Regions from separate parts of the Homo sapiens genome. Here all the other regions are linked to region 1. The links are chromatin contacts, found by Hi-C or POLR2A ChIA-PET in ENCODE. All regions are on one chromosome and are shown on one strand. Each heading gives the region's core, a stretch centred on a gene start or an enhancer-like site at or near the end of the contact. The rest is flanking DNA. Distances are from core to core; before and after follow the strand shown.

Evidence for each region. Hi-C counts contacts between places; a loop is a spot of excess contacts on that map. ChIA-PET counts read pairs that join two places held with the same protein, here RNA polymerase II (POLR2A). Pooled maps may share reads with other maps.
Region 2: a pooled map shows a loop between it and region 1 (8-fold over the local background). The contact joins the promoter of HINFP here to the promoter of ATP5MG in region 1. A Hi-C loop is called at or near these places in 4 of 50 pooled maps.
Region 3: a loop to region 1 is called in a pooled map, with 6 times the contacts of the local background. The contact joins the promoter of HMBS here to the promoter of ATP5MG in region 1. A Hi-C loop is called at or near these places in 6 of 50 pooled maps. POLR2A ChIA-PET finds 5 or more read pairs at or near these places in 5 of 52 experiments (AG04449, T-cell, activated CD4-positive, alpha-beta T cell and 2 more).

What each region holds. Positions count from the first base shown.
Region 1 is chr11:118,399,556-118,404,293 of GRCh38, forward strand. It overlaps ATP5MG (ATP synthase membrane subunit g), which reads left to right and starts at 2,051. Exons shown (of 3, transcript NM_006476.5): 1 at 2,051-2,162. The coding sequence starts at 2,111. The region is part of intron 3 of LOC100131626 (a long non-coding RNA gene); the gene reads right to left. RefSeq lists enhancers at 1,712-1,791, 1,912-2,775, 3,234-3,824.
Region 2 is chr11:119,119,203-119,123,940 of GRCh38, forward strand. It overlaps HINFP (histone H4 transcription factor), which reads left to right and starts at 2,378. Exons shown (of 10, transcript NM_198971.3): 1 at 2,378-2,437. RefSeq lists a silencer at 2,112-2,391.
Region 3 is chr11:119,082,618-119,087,355 of GRCh38, forward strand. HMBS (hydroxymethylbilane synthase) reads left to right here and starts at 2,264. Exons shown (of 14, transcript NM_000190.4): 1 at 2,264-2,449. The coding sequence starts at 2,417. RefSeq lists enhancers at 1,865-2,562, 2,492-2,541.

The DNA.
Region 1 (4,738 bases), core at 801-3,300:
ACTCAGCCATTCCCCTCTGCTGTAATATCCAAACTGCAGACCATTGTTGGAGGAAAAACACAATTTTTAGAATGGTACAACCACAAACTTATCTCTAACGTTGCCCAACAACCCTTCTGTGTGTCCTTCAGCTATTCCAAACTTTGGCCTCCTTCCTCAAATTCCTTCTCATACCCCCCTCCCATTGACCCCTCACAGTCCGATGACTTTGCCTTCATTTTGCTGGGAAGATAAAGACTTCAGAGACTTTGAAGACTTTCAGACCTCTCTCCCATAATCACATCTGTGGAAAAGGCCCCATAGATCCCTGGCTAGTTCTCTTTTCCTGCCTCATCAGGGCTCTTGTCAATATCCCTTTTTATCAGGCAGGATGGCCTGTGCCTGTAATCCCAGAGCTAAGCAAGAGGCTGAAGTGGGATGATCTCTTGAGGCCAGGAGTTTCAGGCCAGCCTGGGCAATGTGGCAAGACCCCATCTCTAAATAAATAAATGACTGCCTCTTCTCTGTCTTCAATTTCTCCCCTGAGTTCCACATCCCCCTTTGGTTTTCTGACTTGTAATCCTTTACAGCCATATTTCTTCACCATTCACCCTGGATTCTATCCTAATTTTTTGAAAAGGCGCTAGTTAGTTAAAGATTGCCATATTGCTAAATTAACTTTCCCATCCTTAATTTGACTTTTCTGCAGTATCTAGGGCAGCAGAATCACTCCTTCATTGAAAAGTTCTTAGTTCCTTGATTACACTTCTAATTTTTCTTTCCATCTCTCTAACCATTCCAAAAATCGGAGATTTACTTCTGCTCAGACTTCCCCAGGTTACATTACTTATAGTTCTGTTCCTCTCATCAAATGCCACTTCCCTACATACATCTTTTCCTCCTCATATTAAACTATGAAGTTTCAGCCCTCTGTAGTATACAGCTGTTCTCTTACACATCGGCTCAAGGATCTTTTCTAGGAAGTATGCTGAAATCAGCACCATGCCTAATCTGATGGAATGCCCCCTCTCTGAGTATACATTGCAACTTCAGATCTCAACTCTGCCACTTCCAAACTGTGTGGCCATTTTTCAAGCCCAGTCTCAATGGGGACAATGCCTTACAGGCTTTCTTTAAATTCCAAAATGCCTGGCATAGTGTGGGCGTTCAATACAGGTGATTTTTTCCTCACATCTGCACAGCTCCTTGTGGTTAACTAGGGAATTAGGGGAAATGGATTCCAATCGTGATACAGCACTTTGGGGAGATTGGGATTACAAAAAATCAACTTTAAAAGGGCTATGGGGCCAGGCGCGGTGATTCACGCCTGTAATCCCAGCACCAAGGCGGGTGGATCACTTGAAGCTAGGAGTTCGAGACCAGCCTGGCCAACATGGTGAAACACCGTCTCTACTAAAAGTACAAAAATTAGCCAGGCGTGGTGGCGGGCGCCTGTAGTCCCATCTACTAGGGAGACTGAGGCACAACAATCGCTGGAACCCGGGGGACAGAGGTTGCAGTGAGCCGAAGTCGTGCCACTGCACTTCAGCCTGGGCGACAGAGCGAGACTGTCTCAAATAAAAAGGGCTATGGGTTGAGCCTGGTGACAGCCTGTGTGGTGATTGCTCGGCCCCTAACTTTATATGTTTGGCCTTGGACCCTCTCTACCTCTGTACAACGATCGTGTTGGACTAGAAGAATCTCAGCGAATCCTTCTCCAGTACTGACTTCAAAGGTTCTCAGAATCGCGGCGAAAGCACCCTACGCAAAATAGCGGAGGTCGGCGCCAAGAAAAGCACTGCAGGTTCAGGGCGCATGCGCATTTCCGCTCCTTGCCGGTTTTCCGGACCTCTACGAGTGGCTGCCCCACAAAATGCCTGCTTCTCTGCGGAATCCTACTGTTCTTCACATGCTCTCTAATACCATCTTTTCATATCCACTTTCTCTTCCATGTTGAAAAATTAAATTGACAGGCTGGATTCTGCAAAGATCTTTGGACATTTAAGTATCTTCGACCGGCGCGAAAAGAGGCGGCCTGACCTTGGAAGTGGGACGGGGTCCTGCAGCGGGTCCTTCCGGCGGGTGACATTCAGCCGGCGGTTCGGGGCGACGGACTCTCCATTCCAGAACCATGGCCCAATTTGTCCGTAACCTTGTGGAGAAGACCCCGGCGCTGGTGAACGGTGAGCGCGATGTGAGACCGCCGAGGCGGGCACACGGGCGGCAGGGAGGCCTGCGATGGCCTGAGAGGAAGAAGCGGGCTGCGAAGACCCGAGGGGCCTGCGGGTGCCGGGGCGGGATGGCCTGCAGGTGGAGGGAGCAGGAAGCAGGTTGGCGACTCTTTTCTAGCCTTCCACTCGTCTGACCTGCAGATTGGGTTCTCTACACAACCTAGAAGTTCCTGAATTCTAACCACGACTGGGAAGAGAGGTAGTGTGAAGGAAGCCCGGCGTTGCCCGGCAGCTGCAACCATTACGCCCCCTGAGATCGCTAAGAGCAGGGATCTAGAGGGGATGGTTCTGTTAGGAGAGCTAAGAAAAGGAAGGGCAGAAACGTGAAAGTAAATCAATTCGGCCTCATTACATGTGGTGTTGTTCTCAGTGGAGTATTTGGAAGTCAACAGAAATGTTTAAGGATGGGTGAGCTTTTTTGAACGTTGACTTTGCTTTCTGTCCTAGACGGATTCTAAGATACTTCCGCTTTAATCCGAGGGAAATTTTAGGTGGAAATGGACTTCATGGATGAGTATCCATGCCCCGAGAAGCATAGGACGGGATCCGTATAAACAATAATCTTTGTTACGAAGCTTAGCATTCGTGGAATTTTTTCAGCTTGAAGAGCCTCACTGGTAGACCGCTGTATTTCACAACAACCCTGAATAATCACAGCCTCTGAGTACTAGTTTATTTGGCCAGTAAATATTTCAGTTGTCTTCTCAGTGGCAAGCTATTCATTTTATTCCTGAAGTGAGATAAGCTAAATTGACGTAAGTTTTTCCTAGATGTGCTGTATTCCAGTAAGTGACTGAAGGTCGGATCTCTTAACTTTTGCCTACGTTTATGAAATGTGAATAGAAAGCAGAACTTCAAAAAAAATGTAATACTTTCTAGCCTATTTTGCTGTGTTTGAGTTTGGTTTGGGTATTTTCTTTTTCTTTCTTTCTTTTTTTTTTTTTTTTTTCCTAGAAGACAGGGACTCACTCTGTCGCCCAGGCTGGAGTGCAGTGCAGATCACAGCTCACTGCAGCCTCCACCTCCTAGGCTCAAGCGATCCTCCCACCTCAGCCTCCTGAGTAGCTGGGATCACAGGCACGCACCACCACACCCAGCTAATTTTTGTATGTTTTAAGAGACGGGATTTCACCATGTTGCCCAGGCTAGTCTCTTAACTCCTGGGCTCAAGGGATCCTCCCGCCTCGGTCTCCTAAAGTGCCAGAGTTACAGGTGTGAGCCACAGCGCCAGCCGGGTAATTTATCCATTCTCTCCTCCCTTCCCTCCATCACCAGCCAAACTATGAGTTATTGAAGGCTGTCCTGCAGAACCTCACAGCCTACTAGTGAAACATTTTACACATTTTCCCAAATAATTTCATAAGCTTGCAAGAAAATCTTTTACTTTACTAAGATTGTTAAGATACCTGTCATAGAGCTCTACAATTTTATATAAATCAAAAGAGATGGCCCTGCGGCGGTAGCTTACGCCTGTAATCTCAGCACTTTGGGAGGCCAAGGCGGGCAGATCACTTGAGGGCAGGAGTTCGAGACCAGCCTGGCCAACATAGTGAAACCCCATCTCTACAAAAAATACAAAAATTAGGCAGGCTTGGTGGTGCATGTCTGTAATCGCAGCTACTTGGGAGGCTGAGGCAGGAGAATCGCTTGAACCCCGGAGGCGGAGGTTGCAGTGAGTCAGGATTGCACCACTGCATTCCAGCCTGGGCGACGAAGCGAGGCTAGGTCTCAAAAAAAAAAAATAATAATGCTGGACACTGTGGCTCACGCCTGTAATCCCAGCACTTTGGGAGGCCAAGGCAGGTGGATTACCTGAGGTCAGGAGTTAGACACCAGCCTCACTAATATGGTGAAACCTCGTCTCTACTAAAACAGAAATTAGCCGGGCATGGTGGCAGGCGCCTATAATCCCAGCTACTCGGGAAGCTGAGGCAGGAAAATCTCTTTAACCCAGGAGGCGGAGGTTGCAGTGAGCCAAGATTGCGCCACTGCACTCCAGCCTGGCGACAGAGCGAGACTCCGTCTAAAAAAAAAAAAAAAAAAAACTAAAGAGAAAAAAGGATTAGAGGCTTCACTCTGGACTTTGTGGGTGATTTAAGGCACAATTCTTAATATTTCAAGTGGATTTTTTTTCTGGTGTGGCTTTCACATTTTTTAGGTGGCGCATATTAAGGAATTGCAAACTAATTTTTGTGATCTAAAAAGAAAAGTAACACCAAGGTAATTTTTTTGTTATGAAATATATAATATGAACCCTTCCCTCCGTTGTAAATAATTGAAAGATAACTTGTTATTCTTCCAAAAGTACTTAGAAAGGAGGACTCAACTGGGCTGGAATGTTAACGTGGAAATACATTTTGCTTTATAACATACATAGGCTAGTGTATTAAATGTGAATGTTAAATATTTAATAAAAATTACTGACTATATCTGTTAATTCCCCTGGGGGTCAAAAAAGCTTATGGAAATAAGTAAATTTATCATCAGGTTTGCCTAGGAAGATCATAGAATCTGATTTTTTTTTCCCT
Region 2 (4,738 bases), core at 1,128-3,627, 720 kb after region 1:
TGGAAACATATATATGGATCCCAGAGCAATCCTGAAATTTTTGCTCTGTAACCTATGTTTGAGTTTACACAGCTCTGTGAATGAACTTTTTCTTCATAAAATTGCTAAATAAAGCTAAAAGCTATTTTCAGTGGTGTAAATCTGAATTAAAATGAGGATGGCATTTCATGAAGTACTACTATATGCATTTTTGAATGAATAAAGTTGGTAAGATATATTTTGTTACTTTTGAATTACATTTTTTAAAACGCTTTTTTTTTTTTTTTGAGACAGAGTCTCTCTCTGTTGCCCGGGCTGGAGTGCAGTGGAGTGATCTTGGCTCACTGCAACCTCTGCCTCTCAGGTTCAAGCGATTTTCCTGCCTCAGCCTCCTGAGTAGCTGGCACTACAGGCACCCACCACCACACCTGGCTAATTTTTGTATTTTTTGTAGAGATGGGGTTTCGCCATGTTGGCCAGGCTGGTTTCGAATTCCTGACCTCATGATCCGCCCGCCTCGGCCTCCCAAAGTGCTGGGATTACAGGCATGAGCCACCGCGCCCTGCAAAACCCTATTTTAAAATAGGGACCAAGTTATAACTCACTGTTGTTAAAACCAAAATTTATGCACAAGTATGACTTTACTATCTTAATGGCATTTTAAATTTTATTTTATATATATTGAACATTTAATGTGTTTTCTGATTGTACAAATTATATAGGTTTATTTTTAGATTAGAAGATACAGAAAACTACAATGCAATAAAATATCAGTCTTAACCAACTTTATTAAGGTATATTATTTAACAAGTATGTCTTGAACCCTTACTGAGTTTCAGCCACTGGGCTAAGTGAGTGATGGGTTTTTTGTTTTATTTTGTTTTTTGTTTTGTTTTGAGACAGAGTCTTGCTCTGTTGCCCAGGCTGGTGTGCAGTGGTGCCATCTCAGCTCACTGCAACCTGTGCCTCCTGGGTTCAAGCGATTCTCCTGCCTCAGCCTCCCGAGTAGCTGAGATTATAGGCGCCCGCCACGATGCCCAGCTAGTTTTTGTATTTTTAGTAGAGACGGGGTTTCCCCATGTTGGCCAGGCTGGTCTTGAGCTCCTGACCTCATGTGATCCACTCGCCTCGGCCTCCCAAAGTGCTGGGATCACAGGCGTGAGCCACGACACCCGGCCCACTGATGGAGTTATAAAGGTGAAGAACTAGTCTAGTGAAGAATGCAGACTGAGAGTAAACAGACAAATACAATGTGACTGAGCTGTATTGTTAAATACAAGAAAGGACTATCAGGAAGACTTTTTGGAAAAAGAAGCATCTACACTGAGACCATAAAAATTAGTAGGAGTCAGTCAAATAAATGTGGGAGGAGGAGAAAGGGATTATTCCAGGTAAAGAAAACAAGTTCAAGGCTTGAGAGGTAAAAGGTGGCTTGGTGTGGTGGAAAAGGTGAAAGAAATTTGCGACTGGAGAGCAAGAAATATGGTCGAGAAGGACTAAAAAAAAGTAGACAGGGAGAGCCCAGATGCTGAAGGGTCTAGAAAACCTCAGTATGGTTTTGGAGCTTTGCCCTGAAAGCAATAGAATGCCTTTGAATTGTCTGAAGCAGATGGTAACTTGATCAGGTCTGCTTTTTGCAAAGTGGAGAATGCTTTGGAAGGAAGCAAGTGTGCACGCAGCGGGACCCATTAGACTAATGTATAAATCCTGCCTGGAGGTCATCACTGGACAGGGGAGGTGGGGGAGGCGGTGAAGATAAACAAAAGGGGATAAATTTGAAATATCCTGTTTTAAAAGGAGGTAGAATCCACAGAACTTGGCAATGGATTGGATGTGAGAAGTGAGAGGAATCAGTGATGACTGCCAGCTTTCTGACCTGAACGAGTGGATGAAGGGAAGCCGAGTTTTGGGGGGAAAGAGAAACATATAATACCAACATTTAAAACATAATAAGACTAAGAGGCTGAAGGAAAGGGTAGAACCTTCAATCTGAGCCGAGCGGGGCCGACAGCGCTGGGCAGCATCCCACGCCTTTTTCTCCGCGAGGCCCACGCAACCAGCCAACTAAAGCGAAGAACCACGTGAGGGAGACCCCACTGCGCACCAGGCGCGAGCCCTGCGCATGCCCGTTGGGTCCCGGAGGCCGAGCCTGCGCAGTTAGGGGAACTCAGGCCCATAGGCTCCCCGCCTTTGCGTTGCCCTGAGCAGCGAGGCGCGGTCACGTGCTACCTTTTGCACGTATCCTGTCGCCCCTCTGTCCGCCCGGGACGCCTAGCCCCACCCACTGTTCCCGCCCCTTCCGTGTTTTGGTGCGCACGGGTTCCGCCAGACACAGCTACCATTGGCTGTCAGTCGGATCCGAGAACGACGATTGGCTTTCCTTGACCGTCCCTCAAGCGCCTCTCCGGAGATGGTCTGAGGTGGGAGAAGAGCTGAAGAGACCTGGAGCCGACAGACGGTAAGCTGGGGTATGTGCTCTGCAGGGGCTGCAGGAGGCCAAGCTCTTCCCGAGCCACCTCGGCGAGTATTCTTGCCGCTTGGCCACGCTGGTCTGCCCTGGTCCGGTCCCCTCACCCCGACTGGAACCTCCCTGCTTTCTAGTCTAGGGGCTTCGCTGCGGCTGAGACTCGGTCGCCGCCACGCCTTAGCGTGAAGGATTCCGGGAAGCCTGCGGGACTGCGAGTGGAGAGGTTTTGCCCAACGGGACGGTCTCCTTCCTTCTGTCCAAATTCTACCTGTCCTTCGAGGCGTGGTGCGGGCCCCACTGCTTAGGGGAGACTTCCTTTTCGCCTGACCGCGGAGGTGTCTCTCTGTCCTGGTCTCCCTCATCGGGTACTTTGTTTCGGTCGTTGTCTTCACGTATCAGTCTTATCTTTTTGGCCAAATTATGAGTTCTTAGGCGTTTAGGACCCTTTTTTTCTTGAATACCACAGTTCATTCATTGTCTTGCGTTACAGTATATGCCCTCTTAAGTGTTAAGAGGGTAGAGTGAAGATCATGCCCCTATCTCCTCAGAGTAGAAACAAGAGACACAGAAAGAGAAATTAAAGAAGACAGGAGGACAGTCAGAGAGCGTCAGGGAGTTTTGCCTAGGTTTCAGATCATTCTGTATCGCCAGCTAGCTTGCCTCCTTGGACTTACCCACCAGTCTAACAGCAGGTGTATGTTTAGAATATTTGTGCTCGGCACAGTGTAGGGACACGGGCAGGTGTGATATGGTTTCTGCTCAGAAGCTTCTTATAGTCCAATTGGGTAAACGAGACTAGAACACATAAAACGACCATGGCAACATGAAAATAGGGTTGAAGTTTTATGGTGTCAGCTGTGCCAGCCATAGAACTAAGGAGCAAGAGTAGATTCAGGGATGGGGTAGTTTAGGAAGGCTTCCCGGAATGTGATTATCTCCTGATATTTATTGAGTACCTGGGGTGTGCAAAGCTCTGTGCTGAATCTGAGAATGAGAAGTGAATAAGTGATGGCCACTGTCCTGAGAAACTCCTAGTCTAGGGGAAACAAGTTTCATTGCATTGATAGCAAAGATGTGTGTGGATGCCGTGGGCAAGAGATGGGATATGCCAGCTGTACCTGGATGAATTGGGAAGGGGGTCATCAAAGAGAAGACTTTGGGGTTTGAAAGGCGAATAGAAGTTGCATAGGTAGGCCTGTCGCGGTGGCTCACACCTGTAATCCCAGCACTTTGTGAGGCCGAGGCGGGCGGATCACTTGAGGTCAGGAGTTTGGGACCAGCCTGACCAACATGGCAAGACCTCGTCTCTACTAATACTACAAAAATTAGCTGGGCGTGGTGGTGCGTGCTTATAGTCCCAGCTATAATACTTCGGAGGCTAAGTCACGAGAATCGCTTGAACCTGGGAGGCGGAGGTTGCAGTGAGCCCAGATCACAGCACTGCACTCCAGCCTGGGCGACAGAGCAAGACTCCATCTCCAAAAAAAAAAAAAAAAAAAAAAAGAACTTGCGTAGGCAGAGAGTTTTAGGAGAATGTAGAGTATTCAGAGACAAAGATGATTGAATCAGAGGAAGAGGGAATGAAGTATGGGTGAGGAAGCCAGAGAACAGCATCATGTGGGAGAAAGAGCATGATCTTTGGATTGGAATGAGGGTGCTCTTACATCAGATGAAGTGTAGAGAGGACTCACCACAGGGCTGACACACTGTAGCTTCTCAATAGATGTTCGTTTCCCTACCTAGAACTGGAGAAGTAAAATTGAGACCACTTTGAGAAGAGCCTTGCATTTCATACTGTAATAGTCAGAGGAGGTGTGGGATTTTATGACTTTTGAAGCTTTTTTCTACTTTTCTTACCACAACATTATAAAAGCAGTCAATATTCAATATTTCTTTCTTCTTTTTTTTTTTTTTGACAGGGTCTGGGTCTGCCGCCCAGGATGGAGTACAATGGTGTGATCTTGGCTCTTTGCAACCTCTGCCTCCTGGGCTCAAGCCTTCCTCCCACCTGAACCTCCCAAGTAGCGGGACTGCAGGTGCATGCTACCACATCGGCTGTTTTTTTTTTTTTTTTTTTTTTTTTGAGATTGAATCTTGCTCTGTCACTAGGCTGGAGTGCAATGGTGCGATCTCGGCTCACTGCAACCTCTGTCTCCCGGGTTCAAGTGATTCCCCTGCCTCAGCCTCCATAGTAGCTGGGACTACAGGCGTGTGCCACCATACCTAGCTAATTTTTTGTATTTGGCCAGGATGGTCTCAATCTCCTGACCTTGTGATCCCCTCGCCTCGGCC
Region 3 (4,738 bases), core at 1,014-3,513, 680 kb after region 1:
ATCCCAACACTTTGCGGGGCTGAGGTGAGAGGATCGCTTGAGTCCAGGAGTTCAAGACCAGCCACCCAGGCAACATAGTGAGACCCCGTCTGTGCAAGAAATAAAAATAAACTAGCCCAGCCTGGTGGCGCTTGCCTGTGGTCCCAGCTACTCAGGAGGCTGAGGTGGGAGGATTGCTTGAGCCCAGGAAGTTGAGGCTGCAGTGAGCCTTGATCACACCACTGCACTCCAGCCTGGGTGACAGACACCCTGTCTCAAAAAGTAAAAAATTAAAAAACAGTGGCAGTATTGTAGCTGCTATGCTATGAGTAGACTTTGCATCTACTGAGCTGGGTTTGAATCCTAGTTGTGCTGTTTGACTTAAGGCACATCTTACCTTCTCAACATGTTTTTTTTTTTTTTTTGAGATGTATTTTTTTCAGTGGGTTTTTGGGGAACAGTTGGTATTTGGCTATGTGAATAAGTTCTTTAGTAGTGATTTCTGAGATTTGGTGCCCATCACCCAAGCAGTGTACACTGTACCCAATGTGTAGTCTCTTATCCCTCACCCTGCTCCCACCCTTTCCCCCTCAACCTGTGTCTTCATCTGTACGTTAGGGATTATAACACCTATGCTGTGTGGCTATTATGAAAGCCTAAGGATCAAATAGGTGTTCAGTTCTTTGTACAGTGCTGAGCACATGGGTGATTTTTTTTTTCTTCTTAAGACAGGGTCTCACCGGGCGCGGTGGCTCATGCTTGTATTCCCAGCACTCTGGGAGGCTGAGGTGGGCGGATCACCTGAGGTCAGGAGTTCAAGACCAGCCTGACCAACATGGTGAAACTCCGTCTCTACTAAAAATACAAAAACCAGCTGGGTGTGGTGGGAGGTGCCTGTAATCCTAGCTACTCAGGAGGGTGAGGCAGGAGAATTGCTTGAACCCGGGAGGTGGAGGTTGCGGTGAGCTGAGATTGCACCATTGCACTCCAGCCTGGGCAACAAGAGTGAAACTCCATCTCAAAAAAAAAAAAAAAAAAAAATGGGCGTCTCACTCTGTCATCCAGGCTAGAGTGCAGTGGCACCACCACAGCTCACAGCTACCTCGACCTCCTGGGCTCAAGCGATCCTCACACCTCAGCCTCCTGAATAGCTGGGACTACAGGTGTGTGCCGCCACACCTGGCTATTTTTGTATTTTTTGTGGAGATGAGGTTTTCACCATGTTGCCCAGGGTGGTCTCAAACTCCTGGGCTCAAGCAATCCTCCTGCCTTGGCTTCCTAAAGTGCTGGGAATATAGGTGTGAGCCACTGCACCTAGCTGGGTGATTATTAATAATCATGATTGTTAATTATGTTCATGATTACAGGCGCGGTGGCTCACGCCTGTACTCCCAGCACTTTGGGAGGCCGAGGTGGGCGAATCACCTGAGGTCAGGAGTTCAAGACCTGCCTGACTAACATGGAGAAACCTCATCTCTACCAAAAATACAAAATTAGCTGGGTGTGGTGGTGCGTGCCTGTAATCCCAGCTACTCGGGGGGCTGAGGCAGGAGAATTGCTTGAACCCGGGAGGCGGAGGTTGCAGTGAGCTGAGATCGTGCCATTGCATTCCAGCCTGGGCAACAAGAGCGAAACTCCGTCTCAAAAAAAAAAAAAAAATTATGTTCATGGGAAAGCACTTTTCCTAACAAGCCCTTTTCTCACTACATGTAGCGTTTGTGCTCCCACTTCAGTTACTTGTCTTTAGGCATGACCTTTAATCTCTCTGAACCAGTTTCCTCATTTTAAGAATTGAAATGCTGGCTGGGCCAGTGGCTCACGCCTGTAATCCCAGCACTTTGGGAGGCCAAGGCGAGATGACTGCTTGAGTCCAGGAGTTCGAGACTAGCCTGGGCAACATAGTGAGGCCACCTCCCCGCTGTCTCTATAAAAAAATCTAGAAATTAGTCCCACGTGGTGATGTGCGCCTGTAGTCCCAGCTGCTTGGGAGGCTGAGGTGGGGGGATCGCTGAAGCCGGGAGGTCAAGGCTGCAGTGACCCGTGGTCATGCCGCTGCACTCTAGTCTGGGGACACAGTGAGACCCCGTATCAAAAAGAAAAATGCTGCCTATTTCAAGGTTGTAGCAAAGCTAAGTTTGAACAGAGCAAAGGAAGCGCCATAGAAGCTGCACTACTTGCTCATGTCACAGCTGGGGAATGGGGTGGTCGAATGGGGAGGTCCACTGTCGCAATGTTCCAATTCCCGCCCAGAGGGAGGGACCTCCCCTTCGAGGGAGGGCGCCGGAAGTGACGCGAGGCTCTGCGGAGACCAGGAGTCAGACTGTAGGACGACCTCGGGTCCCACGTGTCCCCGGTACTCGCCGGCCGGAGCCCCCGGCTTCCCGGGGCCGGGGGACCTTAGCGGCACCCACACACAGCCTACTTTCCAAGCGGAGCCATGTCTGGTAACGGCAATGCGGCTGCAACGGCGGTGAGTGCTGAGCCGGTGACCAGCACACTTTGGGCTTCTGGACGAGCCGTGCAGCGATTGGCCCCAGGTTGCCATCCTCAGTCGTCTATTGGTCAGAACGGCTATCTTTTTTTTTTTTTTTTTTTTTTTTTTTTTGGTCCGAGTAGCTTTTAAAGGGCCAGTAGCTCGGTTGCCCTCCGGAAGGAATGGGGAAATCAGAGAGCGGTGATACTGGGTTAAGAGTGGAAGGATTGTTTGGAACGGAACTCCGGTCCCTGCGGGCATCTGGGTGGGATTCCCATCAGGCCTGGGATGCACGGCTCTAGATTTAGTGACCCAGACCAAGAACGTTCGTCTACACAGACGGGGTCCTTTCATTCGAGGCTGGGCTGAGGCGGATGCAGATACGGCCCCTTTGGGAAGACACGTTCCACTTTTGATTCATAGGAGAGAGTATCAGCCAAGCCTCCGAACTGCACACAAACGTCTTAGAAGTGCGCCTTCTTTTTGTGTTATAGTGGTCTCCCAGCCACAGCCAACGCTCCAAGTCCCCAGCTGTGACACACCTACTGAATTACTACCGTGGGTGGGAGGCCGCCGTGGGCCTTTCCATTACGAGCCTGCTTGCCGAGCCCTGGGCTTGTGCACAGACAAACTGCAGAGCTGGTGGAGGCCACTGCCAGGCCGAGATAAGAAAGAGATGGGGAGCTGCTAATCTCCCCCTGTCCAGCCTGTTGGTGAGGGCTGGGATCTTTGCTCTTGCAGTCATTCCAGAGCCCTGGACTAGGAGTAGGAAGATCTGAATTGTGGCCCCAACTCTCTTTCGGTTATTAGCTCTGTGACCCTAGGCAAGTCACCTCATCCCTTGATGCCACCCGTTGCTTCTGTAACATGGTCCCAAAGGTGCCTGTCTTGTCCACCTGATAGGATTTTTGAGACGACAACAATATGCAAAAGCAATAGCTTCAACATAGAAGTGCTCAGTGTTTTATTTTTTAATGAAACGGTTTGACTTGGATATGCTGTGCACATTCAATGAACTTAAGGAATTGTTTGAACCTAGTAGTTCTGGGACCTTAGAGTCCTTTCTGTGGGCTCCCTGTGGCCCAGAATTTTGGTGGCCACGTTTAATATCAAGCCTAGCCTAATTTGCAAAGGGTCTCCCAGGGTTAATTTATTGGAGTGATCACATGGAGTAGACCAGAGTCTGAGGGCAGAAAGCTGTCACCTGCTTCGGCAATAGAGGCCCCAGATGTCTGGGTGCAAAAGAACTCCATAGCACCCCGACCAACATGGTGAAACCCCGTCTCTACTAAAAATATAAAAATTAGGCCGGGCACAGTGGCTCATGCCTGTAATCCTAGCACTTTGGGAGGCCGAGGCAGGTGGATTGCCTGAGCTCAGGAGTTCGAGACCAGCCTAGGGAACACAGTGAAACCCCGTTTCTACTAAAAATACAAAAAATTAGCCGACGTGGTGGCATGCGCCTGTAGTCCCAGCTACTTGGGAGGCTAAGACAGGAGAATCGCTTGAACCTGGGAGGTGGAGGTTGCACTGAGCCGAGACCGCGCCATTGCACTCCAGCCTGGGTGACAGAGCGCGACTCCCCCTCAAAAAAAGAAAAAAAAAAAAAATATATATATATATATACACACACACACATATTTTAGCTGGGCATGGTGGTGTGCGTCTGTAGTAGTCCCAGCTACTTGGGAGGCTGAGTCAGGAGAATCGCTTGAACCTGGAAGGCAGTGGTTGTAGTTAGCTGAGAACATGCCACTGCACTCCAGCCTGGGCAACAGAGGGAGACTCTGTCTCAAAAAAAAAAAAAAAAGGAACTACATAGGATGAACATCCCAGATCAGGGAATGTTGACTGTCGACAGTATCAGTATCTACAGTGGCTACTGTCTGATGTAGAAAGAAATGGGATCAGGCTAGGCGTGGTGGCTCACGCCTGTAATCCCAGCACTTTGGGAGGCTGGGGCAGGAGGATCACAAGTTCGAGACCAGCCTGGCCAACACAGTGAAACCCCGTCTCTACTAAAAATGTGAAAATTAGCTGGGCATGGTGGAACATGCCTGTAGTTCCAGCTTGAACCCAGGGGTGGAGGTTGTAGTGAGCCTAGATCACGCCACTGCACTCCAGCCTGAGCAAAACAGTGAGACTCTGTCTAAAAAAAAAAAAAAAAAAAGAGAGAAATGGGACCTCCGTCTTAGACTGAAGAATTCAGTTCTACGTGCTTAGCAGTGAATACTTTTGTCCAAGGTACTCTGGCAGGAGGAAGAGGCGTGTCCTCTTGAGTTCTTG